2 separate regions of the Homo sapiens genome follow, and region 1 is linked to region 2. A link is a loop called in an ENCODE intact Hi-C map of the cell type or tissue named here. Cell type or tissue: gastrocnemius medialis. All regions are shown on one strand. Links, peaks and the distances in the headings refer to the core of each region. The heading gives the core; the rest is flanking DNA.

What was found. A loop is a pair of places that touch in the nucleus more often than their neighbours do. Peaks named below come from ENCODE experiments on the same cell type or tissue, not always from the same donor. Only the 100,000 strongest peaks of a DNase experiment are listed, where the experiment ranks them.
Region 1: a loop joins it to region 2, with 3 times the contacts of the local background. A loop is called at or near these places in 10 of 110 quality-filtered maps.

The regions. Positions count from the first base shown.
Region 1 is chr1:3,908,172-3,913,536 of GRCh38, reverse strand. The region is part of intron 2 of LINC01134 (long intergenic non-protein coding RNA 1134); the gene reads right to left. Among named protein-coding and RNA genes, the nearest start is that of LINC01134, 10 kb to the right of the region's middle. RefSeq lists an enhancer at 1,429-2,314. In gastrocnemius medialis, for the core only: a CTCF peak has its summit at 2,588 (motif pointing left); a DNase peak (open chromatin) is centred at 2,596.
Region 2 is chr1:3,616,404-3,621,768 of GRCh38, reverse strand. It overlaps a transcript of MEGF6 not described here. Among named protein-coding and RNA genes, the nearest start is that of TPRG1L, 5.9 kb to the left of the region's middle. RefSeq lists enhancers at 2,369-2,418, 2,355-3,263. In gastrocnemius medialis, for the core only: CTCF peaks have their summits at 384 (motif pointing right) and 2,571 (motif pointing right); a DNase peak (open chromatin) is centred at 2,598.

The DNA.
Region 1 (5,365 bases), core at 160-5,159, 290 kb before region 2:
CAGCACCCCCTGTGTCCAGAGGACCCCCAGAAAGCACATCCAGCCACCCTCCATCCACATCGACCCAGTGGCCTCACCCAGACACCAACAGGCCGTGTCCTTTTAAGGTACCAGTTCGACTGGGCCTGGGGGCTTGAAGGTCAGAGGTCAGGGGTCAGTACAGTTGAGGCCAGATGGGAGACTGTGTCAAACTCCAGAGAGATGGGGTGACCCTCTCACTGCCTCCCGTAGCCCCCAGGCTGCTTCCCACAGAGCAGGGTCCACCTGCGGTCACCGAGCCCCCAGTGCGGAACGATTGCAGAGGCTTCAGCAGAAGGCCACCAGGGTCTGGTCGCCAGACAAACCCACTCCTGGTGAGGTCAGAGGCAGGTTCAAGGAGGAGGCCTGAGGCAGGAACAGAAATGTCGACCAGGGTGTCAGAGGGGGGCAGCACCGAAACCCGCGTCTGCCTCCAAGAGCAAGAGGCTCAGCCTCTCTCTGCCCGGGTCTCTCCTTCAGCCTCATGCAGCTCCCGCAGAAACACAACAGAAGCAGCCAGCTGGCATGTGGCCTGCACATCTCGGGGGCTCAGCATGTGGCATGGCTGTGATTGTGAGGTGGCCTTGGTGCGGCCACGTGTGAGGGTGACCTGCACCTAGGCTGGCTGAGGCTCCGCTCTCAGGAGATGAGGCTGCAGACAGGCAGTCTGCTTGAGGGGAGCCCAAGTGCCAGCCCAGGGTGGTGGGCCCCTCAGCCAGCCCAGGGCAGGCCAGGGTTGCACGACCCTGGAAGCCACGGCTCCGTTCCTGTGGGCTTGGCTGTACCTACTCGATGCCAGGTCCCAGCAGCACAAGGTAGCAGCTCCCTGGACACGGGACGACCACGCCTGGATCTGTGTTTGCGCTGGCTGTGAGGACCCAGCGACCTGTCTGACCCCATAGCCAGGAGCTGGCCCTGGGGAGAGCAGTGCCTTCAGGACGGCGCTCCTAGGCCTCACTTTGTTTAGGATCCGCTCGCCGCCAGACCTTCAGGGTGCAGTCTCTCCTCACAGGTCCTGTGGCGTCGCAGCCACTGAAAACCGTAGCCCCGTCAGGCTCAGGAGGGGCAGGAGGAGCTGGCACCCACGAGGGGTTCACTCTGCTCCTGGTGACAGGCACTGGCGCTCTCCGGACCGCGGTGCTGTGCCTGCCGGGTAGATCTGCTGGGTGGACCTAACGGCCGGCACCAGTTTAATTCCCACTCCCCTTCCTTGCCCCGAAGACTTGGGATAAAGGCCCAAAGTTCATGCCCAGAGGGCGGCCGGAAACCCCCCATCCCCAGCATTTGTGGGGACCACCCACGTTAAACGAAGACTGGCCTCTTGGGAGCGCTCCAAGGCCCACATCCTCAGAAACCCTGGGGACCCATCAGTCCCCCCCCAGGTCCCCCAAACACGCCACCACAGCAAGATGAACCCGGCCAGTGGCGCCCACTCTTCGCACTGGCTGGAGGCGGTGGGTTCATGCCCAGATGCCAAGGCCCAGAAGCAAAGCGACAGACAAGGCTGGAGACAAAGGAAGAGAAAGGAGATGCTGGGGGAAGGGGGAGGGAATAAAAAGTATTTGGAATGGCAAACGGGAGGGAACTGAGGCCAAGAGAAGAACCCAGCCCTCCCCTCAAGGGAGACAGATGGGCGAGGCCAGGACCCAGCCCTGGGGGCGGGTTCCAGGCTCAGTCCAGGGCCTGAACTGCTGTGGGCCATTCAGACCCGTACATCCCAGAGCTTCCTCCAACACAATTAACTGGTGACCTGTAAGAGATGAGGTGATTTCTAGACAACGTGCCTGGAAGGAGGAAGGAGGGAGCCAGACAAACCTTGGCCTGAACCCCAAGTCCCGCTGGGCCTCCTGGGTCTCAGTGGGTGGGGGCCACCACAGACTTGGAGATCTGAAGCTAGGCCCACCTGCTGGGAAGGTCCCTCTGGGTAGGAGCAGCCTAAAGAACTCTGCAGAGGGGCTGGGCTCCCGAGAACAGCTGGGGTGGGTCCCCCTGGGCAGCAAAGGCTGCGTGAAGGAAAAGACTAGCAAAGCGGGGGATGTGGGGGCGGCTGCAGACACTCAACCCAGCAGGGGAGCAAAGCCTCAGCACAGCACCCACCACCCTGAAATCCCTCTCACCAGCTCAGAACCTGCCGGGACAGCCTGGGAGGGAGCGGCGGTCACCGGGATTCACGCTGTTTCCAGACCAGACAGCAGTGGACACGGAGCTCAGCAGCCCCCGGCCCAGCCCGCAACTCCCTCCCTGAGCCCCAGCGGGAAGCAGCTGCCACTTCTCACAAACACATTCTTAATTCAGTGATTTCACTCCCTGGTGCTTGCCAAGGTGTTGGATACCTGAGAAGCCAAAGATTCACATTCTCTACAGAGGCAGCTGCTGCCCCCATCCTGGACTGCTCAGAAGACTCTGAAGGCCGTTAGTGAGCAACGGAGCCGCATTCTGAGCCCTGCCTGCCGCCCGGGCACCCTCCGAGAGCCATCCTGAGAGCGTCCCAGGAAAAGACCGGCGAGGCCGCCACGCCTGCCGCACCGACTTCGTTCCCCTGTCTCATCCTGCCCCCTGGCGTCAGGACTGCAGACACCTGCGCTGGCACCTACCTAAGGCGGCCAAGGGTGGTTCTCCAGGCGGCTGTCCCCTACTCAACAGGGGTCTGCACCGGTCCTCCTCCAGGAAGGGTGCCCTGCAGAGACCCACATGGCCGTGAAAGTGGGGAGTCCAGGTCCAACTCGACCTTGGCACCTCCTTGCTGTGTGATCCTGAGCAAGGTGTGTCCCCTCTGTGCTCCTCCATCTCCCCAGGTGCCAACAGTGGGCAATGAAAGAACCCGTCCGTCTCACAGGGTTGCCAGGAGAATCACGAGATGATCTGCGCAAGAGGGTCCATGCCAGGCCAAAGCCAGGGTCCCCTCAAAACATGCAGCCCTCAGAGGGACTCGGCCACCAGCAGGTCCACGGCACCACCCACGGCACAGCCATGCAGCCAGGGGCTCCTCCTCTCCCAGAACGCCCACCTCCCCCGGCGCCAGCCGCCGTTGCAGGTGAACAGCCTATTCTCTGCGCAGGTGGGAGCCTGCAGCTGCCTAGAAGTTGGGGTGGCTGGGCATGCAGTGCTGGGGGGCCGCATTGCTTCTGAGCCCGCGCATCCTGCTTCTCCATTGTCCTTGGGAGACTCTCGGGGACCCAGTGCCCAGCTTGAGAGAGAACTGGACACTCCAGGCCTGGACCACACAAGTTCAGTGGCAGCCCTGCCGTTCCAGGGAGTTGGATGTCGCTGATGCTGGGCGTCCTCGCAGCAGAGTTTAAAAAGCCATTGCTAGGAAAAGCCCCACTGGGAACATCACGCCGAAAATGCCCGTTTGGATGCAACGCTCTGCCCCGAGGGTGCTGATCACCGCAGACGCAGGTGCTATGTGCACCGAACCATCAACACTCCACTCACAGACGCAGGTGCTATGTGCACTGAACCATCAACACTCCACTGGCCATAAAATGCACTGACTTCTTTAAAACCCCAGGAAGAAATTAATAACATCTAGGGGAAGGATAACGAATTTTTTACTAAGTGGGAAGGCTGGCCTCTGGTTTGGAGAAGAGTCTGGGTCAAACTGTGTCCAGCCAAGTAAGGAACCTCAGTCCGGTTCCCATGGCCGTGGGGAGGGACGAGGCCTTCACAGCCTGGGGACCCATTTTCCTCACCCCTGTGACAGGGTAGAAGTCACTTTACAAATCACCACGGTACACACCCCCCGGGCTGCAGCAGCCCATGCTCTGCAGAAATGCAAATATTAAGACAACTTTATCTGCACGCCTCTCTGCAGGAAGGTTGCATCCCCTTAGCAGTAGGATCAAAAATTTTTTAGTAAATTAAAAAATTATTCAAAGAACATTTCTCTCTCACTGAGAAAAAAGCAGGGTGCCTCCTTTTTCCTGAGAGGAAAAATGCTCTGTAAAATCTCTCTCTTTGTAATCAGGTTCATACAATAGGCATTAGTTCCGGGGAATTTCAACAGAAATCAGAAATAAAAGGAGATAAGAAAGTTCCAACCAGCCTCCGAAAACGGGCATTCCAGACCCACCAGAGAGATATTCTATTCCCTTTTCTCCGTAGCTCACTTGTGTGTGGGAGGAGGAAGGTCTGCGGTAAGAATTGAATCCTGCCCCAAAGAGGCCTGACCTTTGTCCTCAGCCACTGGGAGGTGACCTCCACGATGTCCTGCCTGATAGGAGTCACTGTTTGCCCAGGGCCTTGGGTTACACAGGAGAGTCCAGTGATGTGACTTAGGGTGGAGGAGAGCCACCATGATGGTCTCAGGGTGGGGCTGGCCATGCCAGAAAGACCAACGGTGTCATGGAGGGTGGGAGATGGGGACCACACGGTGGCAATCGGCCGCAGGACGGGGACTGACCATTTGGGTGGTCACTCAATCAGCCATGCCCATGGAATGGAGCCCCAGTGAGAACCTGGACACTGTGGCTTGAGGCTGGCCCTCGCTCGTGCTACCACGTTGACGCAGGAGAGTCACAAGTCCCAGTCCCACAGGAAAGGGACAGCAAGAGCTCCGCTTGGGGCACTTTTCCTGGACTCGGCCCCCTGCCTCCCCTCCTTTGGCCAATCTTAATCTGTATCCTTTCCCGGTAAGGAACTGATTTATGTAGATGTTGTTCCCACCCAGACAGGCTGGCTCCCCTCTGGCTTCTGCCAGGACTGGAGGCTTCCTGAGGCCTCCCCAGCAGCCGAGCAGGTGCCACCATGCCCCTGTACAGCCTGTGGACCCAGGAGCCAATTACACCTCTTTTCTTCATAAATTACCCAGTCTCAGGTATTTCTTCACAGCAATTCAAGAATGGACTAATACAGAAACCACAACTGTGAGTGTAATAGCTTTCAAGGAGTTCTGGGAGTCCTTCTAGAATCATCAAACTGAGGGTGGCCTTGGGCACCTGAACTTGTGATTCGTACCAGGGTGAGGCCTTGCATGGACTGTGTCCTTGACCTTTGTAACTGGCCTGAACTCTTACTGAGTGTGTGTGTGTGTGTGTGTGTGTGTGTGTGTGTGTGTGAGAGAGAGAGAGAGAGAGAGAGAGAGAGAGAGAGAGAGAGACAGAGAGACAGAGAGAAAGAGAGAGAGAGAGGAGAGACAGAGAGAGAGCAAAGAGAGAGAGAGAGAAATAGAGAAATTCCCGATCTGGTATAAATCTATTTTCTGGAATACTAAAGTTATACATCTTGGAACTGACAAATCCAAGGGAAAAATTATCCCCACCCTTTTGCCTCTAAATTCATGCAACTGAGTTAGCTTGAGAACGTCCAAGAATTCCAGACAGTTCAGTCCAAAATTCGAAACAAGGTA
Region 2 (5,365 bases), core at 171-5,170:
TTGGGAAGCTCTGCCCCTGAGTGCCTACGGCTTTTCCAGGTGCAGGGTGCAAGCTGCTGGTAGATCTACCATTCTGGGGTCTGGAGGACAGTGTCCCCCTTCTCGTAGCTCCACTAGTCAGTGCCTGTGGGCAGCAAGCCACCCCGGTGCTGAGGCAAGAGACCGAGGGCACGAGCTGTTCCGGTGTAATAAGATATATAAAATAACAAGAGTTATACTAGATCTAGATCATAGATATGATTATATGTAAATATCATTAATCATTAATTTGTAGTAATTGCTCTTTATTCCAATATTATAATAATCCTCGCTCTACAATCATAACCTAGAAAAAACCAGGCCGTACAGAGATGGGAGCTGAGGGGACATGGTGAGAAGTGACCAGAAGACAAGTGCGAGCCTTCTGTTATGCCCGGACAGGGCCACCAGAGGGCTCCTTGGTCTAGCGGTAACACCAGCGTCTGGGAAGACGCCTGTTACCAAGCGGACCGTGGTCTAGTGGCAGCGTCAGTGCCAAGGGAAAAGCACCCACTACTGAGCAGACCAGGAAAAGGAGTCTCCCTTTCCCCAGGGGAGTTTAGAGAAGACTCTACTCCTCCACCTCTTGTGGAGGGCCTGACATTAGTCAGGCTTGCCCACAGTTATCTGGAGGCCTGTCTCCCTGTGATGCTGTGCTTCAGTGGTCATGCTCCTGGTCCGCTTTCATGTTCCATCCTGTACACCTGGCTCTGCCTTTTAGATAGCAGGTGCAAAATTAGTGGAAGTACCAGAAGTCTCTGATATGCGGAAATAATGGCGTAAGCTGTCTCTCCTCTCTCTCTCCGCCTCAGCTGCCAAACGGGGAAGGGCCCCCTGTCCAGTGGACATGTGAACCACGTGACCTTACCTATCATTGGAGATGAGTCACACTCCTTACCCTGCCCCCTTGTCTTGTACCCAATAAATAACAGCGCAGCCAGGCATTCGGGGCTGCTACCGGTCTCCGCGCCTTGGTAATAGTGGTCCCCCAGGGCCCAGCTGTCTTTTCTTCTATCTCTTTCTCTTGTGTCTTTATTTCTACGATCTCTCATCTCTGCACATGGGGAGAAAGACCCACTGACCCTGTAGGGCTGGTCCCTACAAGTGCCCCAGTGGGGACTCCGTGTGTGGAGGCTCCCACCCCACATTTCCCCTCTGCATTGCCCTAGCAGAGGTTCTCCATGAGGGCTCTGCCCCTGCAGCAGACTTCAGCCTGGACTTCTAGGTGTTTCCATACATCCTCTGAAATCTAGGCAGAGTCTCCCGAAGTTCACCTCTTGTCTTCTGCACACCTACGGGCTCCGCCTGGGCTGTCCCTTGACCCCTTTTGGCCCTGACTGGAGCTGATTTTGCCCCCAAGGCCTCTGGGCCTGTGATGGGAGGGTCTGCCGTGAAGCTCTCTGAAATGTCTTGGAGACATTTCTACAGCTGATGGCTTGAATTTCTCCCCCAGACAATGGGTTTTCTACCACATAGTCAGGCTGCAAATTTTCCAAACTTTTATGTCCTGCTTTGCTTTTAAACATAAGTTCCAATTTCAGATCATCTCCTTGTGAACGCACATGACTGTACACTTTCAGAAAAAGCCAGCTCACATCTCAAATGCTTTGCCGCTTAGAAATTTCTTCTGCCAGATACCCTAAATCATCTCTCTCAAATTCAAAGTTCCACGGATCTCTAGGGCAGGGACAAAATGCTCCTAGTCTCTTTACTAAAATATAGCTTTGCTCCAGTTCCCAGTAAGTTCCTCATTTTCGTCTGAGACCACATCAGCCTGGACATTGTCCGTATCACTATCAGCATTTCGGTCAGAACCATTCAACAAGTCTCTAGGAAGTTCCAAACTTTCCCACAGCTTCCTGTCTTCTGAGCCCTCCAAACTGTTCCAACCTCTGCCCATTACCCAGTTCCAAAATCACCTCCACATTTTCAGGTATCTTAATATCAGTGCCCACTATCCTGCTACCAATTTTCTGTATTAGTCCACGTTCACACTCCTATAAAGAACTACCTGAGCCTGGGTAATTTATAAAGGAAAGAGGTTCAATTGACTCACCATTACACCCGGCTGGGGAGGCCTCAGGAAACTTACAGTCATGGCGGAAGATGAAGGGGAAGCATGGCGGCAGGGGTGACGGGGGCGGGAAGTGCCACACATTTAAACCATCAGATCTCCTGAGAACTGACTATCACGAGAACAGCAAGGGAGAAATCTGCCCCCATGATGCAATCTCTTCCCACCAGGCCCCTCTCTCGACACGTGGGGGATTACAATTGGAGATGACATTTGGGTGGGGGCATACAGCCAAACCATACCAGTCATATCACACGCACTGGGGTTAAGACTGGACTGTGCCTTTCTGGGGGACACATGTAATGATGTGTCACACGTGCATGATGGAACGTCCAGCCGGATGGCTGCTCTCTCCACACACACTGGTCGTGGGGCAGGGAAGATGGTTCGTGATTGGGGTGTGGCTGTGAGGTCCCGGGAGGGGAGCCCCTGAGTTTGTGTATTTCTTGGGGCTTTGAAGGAGCTATTTCCATTTCTGTCAGCAGGTGGCAGCATCACCCATGCGAGGTCTTCCAATTAGAGGGCGCAGCTTCACGCTGGGTGTGTGTATTCAGGCCCTACATGAAGTCATTATTTATCTTCCTGCCACTGGAAATCTCCGCTGGGAAGTGTGGGTTTTTATCTTAATTTCCACATGTTATGGTTTTGCATTTTACAAAATCAGTGGGTCCTGCCTGTGCCCTTGTTCTCCGATGGATGTGGGAGTCAGGGGGCCACGTGCCAAAGGGCAGCCCAAGGGTTTGTGTCCTCTAGGTGCCGGCACCAGCTCCCCCAGGTTGGAGGTCAGTGTGCAGCCTGGAGGCTCTTCCCTCAGGCAGGGTCCTGGGCTTCCAGAGACAGCTGTGCTTTGGGGGATGCACTTTGGGCTGAGGAATGTTTCTCAGCCTCTCCCTTCTCCATGGAGCCAGGGCTGGGGCTTGGCGGGTCCCAGGGCTGTGTACGAGGGCTGGCAGTGCTTGGGGCAGTCGTGAGCGCTCAGGTGGTGTCTTGCAGACACAGCCCTTACTCTTTGGCAAGTCATGACAGAAGCAGAAGCAACTTCCACAAATAAATGCCTCTCCCTGCCGGCGGGGAAGGGGCCTTTCGGATGGGTTTGAGGATCAAGAGCAGGCTGCGGGGAAGTAGCAGGGGTGTCATTCTCGTGCAGTTCTCAAAGGCTGAGTCGCGTTGATGGTAATTTCCTCCACCTCTGCACCCCAGCAGGAGGATGGTTTTGCGCTGCTTCCCACCTGCCCCTCGCCGTGTGGGGCCCAGGGTCCCCAGGTGGTCTCTCGGCCGTGGATCCAGTGGGAAGGCCTGGTCTCGAGGGGTGGGCTTCCTTTGGGTGAGTGGGACCCAGGAGGAGGCTGGGAGACTTCAGGTTAACTTGGGGGCCAGAAGGTCTTAAACAGAATGTTGCTGGGGACTGTGTGTCGGTTCTGGTTCTGGTCAGCGTGGCAGGCAGGGTGCGGCCCACACCGCTCTGACCTTGAGAAATGCAAGGGCTGCACTGCACAAAGCCTGCTGGACAGCAGGGCGCCCTGCCTCCCAGGCTTGGCCTTGCTGGGGATGGCGCCGGGGTGATGGGGGAGCCTCTGTCTATTCCTGTGTGTAGGTGCTGCTAAGGTGGCTGGGGCCAGGGGCCTGCAGGGTGTCGCTGCCCCAGGGCAGGGCAGGGCAGCACCCGCTGTGGAGGCCCCGCTCCTCTCTGGGCCGGGGGCTCCCCAGGGACAGGGCCTTGGGTGCCTCACTCAGGAGTTTCCTGCAGTGCTGTAACAAGTGACCGAGGACCGGGCCAGCCTGTCTCTCTCCCAGCTTCTGGCAGCTCCAGCAACCCCCGGTTCCCCTTGGCTCATGGACACATCGCCTCGGTCTCCACGCTGCGCTCTCCCTGTGGCTCTGTCTCAAATCTCCCTCTGCTTTCTCTTACAAGGACGCCTGTCCGAGGATTTACAGCCTGCCGGGAAAATCCAGGATGCTCTCATCCGGAGATCCTTTACTTGATTATATCTGCAAACACCTTTTTTTCTTTCCCAGTTTAATTTATTTTTTCTTCAAATTTTGTTTTAAGTTCAGGGGTCCATGTGCAGGATGTGCAGGTTTGTGACACAGGTAAATGTGTGCCGTGGTGGTTTGCTGTGCAGGTCAGCCGTCACCTGGTTATTCAGCCCAGCATCCATTAGCTCTTCTTCCTGATGCTCTCCCTCCCCACCACCCCTCCACAGGCCCCAGCGAGTGCTGTTCCCCACATGTGTCCATGTGTTCTCATCATTCAGCTCCCACTCATAAGTGAGAACATGGGGCAGACACCCTTTTTTCAAATAAGGTCACATTCACGGGTGGCAGGGGAGGATGTGGGCCAACGTCTTTGGAGGCCACTCTTCAACCCAGTAGGCTGTGTCCTGAGCTGCTAGCATGGTGGCGGGAGTAGGTACAGTTTTCCATCTGAGTGTCAGCACCTGGTCTGAAACACCTTCATATTTCCAGACCTAGCTTCATCCTGATGCTGCCCCCGAGGTTGGAGGGAGGGATGGCAGGAGCCGGGGGTGGGAGGGCGGGCAGTTGTGGGGGCCTGCATGGCACAGCCCAGGCCTGTGTGTCCGGGGTTGGAGGGTTGGAGGGAGGGATGGCGGGAGCAGGGTGTAGAGGGGGAAGCCTGCACGCCGCAGCCCAGGCCTGTGTGTCTGGCCACTGTCTGGTCCTCAGAACAATAGCTGTGCTTGCTGGTACCATGGTTCAAACGCTGAGCAGGAACTGGAACCGGAGGTTGCCCCTCTGCTGTCTCCATTGTCATTCAGGAGGACACAGGCACAGAACCAGGAAGGAAGACATCCCAGCCAGGCGGCAGTTGGGACACTGGGGTTCTGACCGGGCCATCTGCTCCGGGATTCCCGTTCTCCCCCGCCACGCTTGGGGCCACATCACACAGCCCACCTTAGGTATGCCACAGATTGATCTTTTCACTTTACTTTCTCTTTTGGGGCAAATTCAGAGGCTTAGAAATGAATTCAGAGTCGGCTACCCAAAGGCTGGCCATAGACTCAGTTACGTATTTGGTGCAGGGTTTCTGGTGCGATCCTTTGCTATCTGGAGAGACTCCCACCCCGTCTCTCACCCCCGGCCTCCCACCCCCTCTCTCACCCCCGTCTCTGGCCATCACCTGCACGTGCTGGGTGTTGCTGGATTTTGTGGTCATCTCACACTGGGGGTGCTGGCACAGACTGGGGCGGTCCGGGGTGGTCGTTGGTGTTGATGTGAGGAACAGACCGGGGCGGTACGGGGCAGTCGTTGGTG